Regions from separate parts of the Homo sapiens genome. Here region 2 is linked to region 1. Evidence: chromatin loops called from intact Hi-C (ENCODE). Cell type or tissue: mesothelial cell of epicardium. All regions are shown on one strand. Links, peaks and the distances in the headings refer to the core of each region. The heading gives the core; the rest is flanking DNA. Region 1 has its middle 48 kb from the start of LINC02272. Region 2 overlaps PDGFC (platelet derived growth factor C).

What was found. Peaks named below come from ENCODE experiments on the same cell type or tissue, not always from the same donor. Only the 100,000 strongest peaks of a DNase experiment are listed, where the experiment ranks them.
Region 2: a loop joins it to region 1, with 21 times the contacts of the local background. A loop is called at or near these places in 1 of 110 quality-filtered maps.

Annotation. Positions count from the first base shown.
Region 1 is chr4:156,593,353-156,596,186 of GRCh38, forward strand. No RefSeq gene overlaps it. Among named protein-coding and RNA genes, the nearest start is that of LINC02272, 48 kb to the right of the region's middle. In mesothelial cell of epicardium, for the core only: a CTCF peak has its summit at 471; a DNase peak (open chromatin) is centred at 1,495.
Region 2 is chr4:156,891,434-156,894,267 of GRCh38, forward strand. The region is part of intron 1 of PDGFC (platelet derived growth factor C); the gene reads right to left. Among named protein-coding and RNA genes, the nearest start is that of PDGFC, 79 kb to the right of the region's middle. In mesothelial cell of epicardium, for the core only: no CTCF peak of the experiment used is centred there; no DNase peak of the experiment used is centred there.

The DNA of each region.
Region 1 (2,834 bases), core at 302-2,801:
CAAAATTATATATTTGTTTTACTTGTTTGGCATTTACTGTGTTATTTTTATTTTTCTCATTTTTGCAATAAATATTTACAGTCCTTATACCTTGTTTTGGAGCTAGGAGGAAAACTTTATTAAGTCATCCAAGACAGAATTAGAGTGACCATCAATATGAAGACTCCTTCCCACAGGATAGGCAGAAACTCAAACTTACAAAAGATACAGAAAAAAAAATCTATCCTTTACAACAATCCAAATTATTTTAAACTCATTTTTAACTTAACTTTCCACAAACAATATATTTTCCATATTTTCTAAAGGTCTATTGGGGGAGCCAGAGTCTGTGTAATATGCTCAGTCCATCATCTTGAAACAATTCCAAAAAAACATATCTTCATTTTCTAAACTCCTAATTTATCTACTTTTCATATGGCATTTGCCACTCTCTACCTTGTGCTTCAATTATCTGAGCCATTGTCCTCTCTCCCCTACTAGCTCCTATAGTGACAAGTAGACATGGCCATAGAGATGCAAGGTGAGCAGTTGTGTTTATTAAACCTTCATTACGTTCAAGAAACATCACATATATTATGTAGCTTAAGTGTTTTATAAAACATTAAATTAGTATTAATGTTGTTTTGTTACACAGATGAGAAAACTGAAGCCCAGAGAAATTATAGTACATTACTTTGTGTTTCTCTGATTTCAATGCTCTAAATCTTTCCACGAGGCAGAGACTGGATTTATTTTTGAATCCTCCACAGAGCTGAGCATAAATCTTCATCCATAGAAATTCTCAATAAATGAAAGAAGGTAAACATCTTGATGATACTCTTACTTTATACATCAAATAACACTTGTCACCTGTGTTCTCTGGAAAGTTGGAAACTTATTTTTATAAATGGCTATGCTGTGATCACACACACACAAAAAACATTTTTTTTTAAAAAAAAATGTATCTAGAGTGCAGGATGAATAAGGTTAAAGCACATTAGCAATGCTTGAATACTTGAAAGAGTCAGAACTTTAAATATTTCCTTTTAATTATGTATTTAACCTATATATATATAAATGTAAACAAATAAAGAAATAATCTTTATCCTTACCGACTATAACTCACTTATAATCTAAAATACAGTGGAATTGATTTGTTTTGATTGAGAAATTCAGTTAGTTAACAAAGGCTGATTTCACACCTGTTGTGTGGTCTACAGTGTAGACTCTGCTACTTGAAGACTAAGAAAAGACTTTCTAAACATGCATGTTGCTAGTAAACACTACCTTCTAACACCTTTACCAAACAGATGACTGCATGGGCCTTTAAAATATACAAATTATGTTCAAATGAATAAACACCACAGAATTAACCTATTTTAGTAAAACAGGTTTATTCTACACAAACATTTTATATCTGCTGTAATAAATCATACTTTATGCCAGCTGACATGTTGTGAGCTGCCTACGGGGAGCCCACATGGCAAGTACCAGAAGGAGGACCCTGGCCAGCAGCCAGCAAGAGACTGAGGCCCTCAGAACAACAGCCTGTGAGGAACTGAAGCCTGACAACCACCAAGAATGAGTTTGGAAGGATCCTCTCCCAGTTACGTCTTCAGATAAGACTGAAGCTCCTGCCAACACTTAAACTGCAGCACTATAAGAAACTTTGAGGCAGAAAACCCAGCGAGGTAGGTGTGCTCTGATTCTTAACTCAGAGAAATGATCTGATCAGAAATATTCATTTTTTTCAAACCAGTAAGATTTGATGTAATGTGTTGCACACCAAAACAGTCTGTACTGACTGTAATACAGTTGGTAACAGAAAATAACTGAACAGGGGCAAAAATAAATATCCTCTTTCAAACAATGATTCATAAAACTGTTTGCAAAATACATACACACCCACGAACACACATACACACACACAAACACACCACAGTAGAGTGATTAAGAGCATAAATTCTGGAGCCAAAATGCTAGGTATAAACCCCAGTCCTGCTACATACAGCTGTGTGTCCTGGTAAAGATGTTTTAACCCCTCTCTGTTTCCTCATCTACAAAATAGAAAAAGCAACAGCAACATTTTCTCTGATTTGTAGTAAGGATCAATGTGCTTAGAACATGACCGTACACTGTAATCACAATATAAATGTGAGCCATTCCCATTATTTTGGCAGCTAGTATTGTGCCTGCCATATAACTCTTGGTCAATAAACATACATGTCCCCCTACAGTCACATTTGATCAACCTAACATAATTGATTCCCTGAGAAGCAATTAGTTCTGAAGCTAAAGCATATCCCATGGTCTAAACTCAATATACCTTTGAGTAGAATTCTGAATTGAATTTTTTTATTGAAACTTCTGCTCACACCAGTTGAGAGCTTAATTTTATCATCTAGGCAATCTGAGCAGGTGGCTGATTTCTGAAGCAGCCTTTCTACAAAATCAATGAAGCAAAAGAAAGGAGTGAGAAGACTCACGAGAAAACACTCATAAGAAAATAAGATTTAGAGTTTATGTAAAGCAGCCTTCTTCCAAAACAGGATTATTGGTAGGGTGGGAACAAAAGTAGGAAAGAGTAGAATCAGGTCAATGAAATTTTTATGTGTTGTATACTGACATTTTTACCAGAAATTTTTTTTAACGCAAAGCAGGGCATGCTTTTCATTGACTTTTCCTCCATCACTCTCATTGTTTCCTCTTCTTAATGAGAAAACAACTATTGCACTGCACAAATATCAGCCTAGATGGGGATGGAGACCCATCGAAAGGTGGAAATGCTTCTTAAGCCTTAGAGAAGCATCCACAAGGACCAAGCTCAGGGTAGACTCTTATCTAAACCTTGTGGG
Region 2 (2,834 bases), core at 52-2,551, 300 kb after region 1:
TTGGTAAAAATGTGAACTAAATTTAATTTACAAAGTGTTTCAGGAGATTATAAGAACAGGGTAAAATTTTTAAGACTAGCATGATTCTCTATTGGAGTTTACATTCAAATCCTTTTCAGTGAGGTTTGGCATCGCTGAGGACATTATCCTGAAAGTCTTAGGAAGTGCTTTGAGAAACAGTGTTTTCCACCTTGCCAGTAAGAAAAGACAAATTGAAATAACCTCAGATTAACCTTTCAGCAAACTTTTACAGTGTTCAGATAAATAACATTAAGTACAGATTCAGCTGAACAATATAAACCTTTCTCCTCGCTTTAATATGTGTCCTAAGACATAGTGGTGACTACAGGTAGCTGGCTTTATAGTAGAATAATTCACCATTCATAATGCCAAAGGTAAAGCTTTGATTACAAGTGATCATTCCCCCTAAAAAGAAACTTGCCATGGGTGTCAATGTACATTAAAGAGTTTTATAACTGAATAACTGGAACATAAACCCAAACTAGTACTCTTATTCAAAATGCCATGATAACAATGAATACAGTATTCTAGACATGAAGTACGTGCTGGTTGTGTATCAAACCAGCATTTACTGAGCCACAGGCTTCAGGTCAAGGAGAAGCCTTGTGTAAGCTCTAAACATAGTCCTGACTGGGTTCAAATGCTAGCTCTACCAGCTATATAATCCGAATCAATTAAAATACCTAATTTTTATAAAATGAGGGAAAATAACACCTACCTCATAAAACAAATAAAAAGTATAAATAAAGCACCAGTAAATGCTGGGAACCAATAGTGGCAGATATTGTTGCAATAATCACAGTGAGTTTTCTTCAGTAGGTTATACATTAATTAAAGCATAATTAACAAAACTGATACATGCTTCTCTACTCAGCTTGGAAATCCTGATAGCAACTAAAACTCAATACATCAAAAGCAAAATTAATGGTTTCTTCCCCAGAAACATTCTTAGTTAAGATTTATTATTTATTTTTGTTGTTGCCACTTTTAATTATTATTTTTTTCATTTCCTGATGGTACCACCATTTCTTTTACCACAACTCTCAAATAGAAATGAAACATAAATCATAACAGAATGCTGTCCTAATCTTTGATGAATGGTGAAATGGAAATCCAAAAAAAGGATATAAAAATCCCAAAGGATTATTATGGTGGGAAAAGTTAGAGAAAACAAAACTATAAACATATAATAAATTTAAAATAAATAGAAACTTAAACATGCCTTACTAGAGGAATTCCATAAAAGAACCATTCAGGCAAAGGATTTTGGTTGGATTTATAATTTCTCTACAGCTGATGACATAAATTGAACTGCATAAGCATGTTGAACCACAGTATCATTTGCTGCAGTTGAAGCACTCAATAGTTATCACTAAAGCTGTTATACTTCTTACGTCAAACGTCCAAGGCAAGATTCTAGGCTTTAACATCTGGGTACTTGCTGGTATTTTAGAGGACTTGACCTTCCTATTAAGTGCACTGGAGTGAAACTATGTAGATAGCTGGCAGATGTCTGACAAGGTCCTCACTATCCACCCCTACCACACAGATTTATTACATACCACCAGACAAGTCTTAACCAGGACCTTATAAAATCCCTTCTCAATGATCTACCCCTTATATTTGACATTGCAATATCCTCTATTTGGAAACAGACTAACAGTATTTGTCATAATTCTTTTTAAATTTTCTGTGAGTCACCAAGAGAATTTTAATGAAAAAAAGGAAGGTTAAGGTATGAAGAAAGCCTAGTTTCATTAATGTAAGAAGAGCTATTCTCTTTATTACATTAAGTAGTAGCAATACATATTTTAACTTCGTTCAGGTGATCTATGGTAAGACAGACCATATAGACGCAACAAGTAAAAAATGCTCTAACTAGATTTTTTTTTTTTTTAAGACAGGGTCTTGGTCTGTCACCTAGGCTGGAATGCAGTGGGCAATCACACACTGCAGCCTCTAACTCCTGGCCTCAAGCAATCTCACCTCAGCTTCTTGAGCAGTTGGGACTATAGGTGCATGATTTTTTAAGTTTTTTATTTTATTTTATTTTATTTTGTTTTGCAGAGACGAGGTCTTACTCTGTTGACCAGGACGGTCATGAACTCCTGGCCTCGAGTGATCCTCCTACCTTGGCCTCCCAAAGTTGCTGGGATTACAGGCAAGAACCACCATACCCAGCCTAAACGTATTTTTGAAATCACTCATTACCATCAAAAAAAAAAAAAATCTTGCTTATGCAAGGACAATTACTGCTCAGATTGGTCTGTTAGTATGCTTCATTGACCAGCAATGACACACACTAAGAAACTGAAGGGGCAATCAAAATAATTATAATTTAGAAATTCAAAACTTTATCTTAGAAAATACGAATTTTATAGACATATTATACATAAACACACATTATATGTTAAAGTCATCCACAAAAAGCATGCCAAAGGTTACATAATTTTTTTCTCTTTATTAGTTTTCTTCTCTCACACAACTAGAATTTGAAGCCTCTCCTTAGACTGTGTGTTTCCTGTAGTTCACAACCATGTATCATTCACCTTTCATCCCTGACATCTTCCAAGGTGACTGATAAGTATCAGGTGCCTCAAAATAATGGTTATACTAATTGATCAGCTATTCACATTCATTATTCCATGGCTAAAAATATATCCATGCCTAAATTTATTACTTCATCACTGTAAGTATATTAGCAACAATTTAAGTGTATTAACCATCCCCCTTTAGAGTTTTGATTAACTATATTTTATCTTAGTAATCTTGACTTTTTACTGGACAGTTCAAAACCTTTTCAGAAACAAATA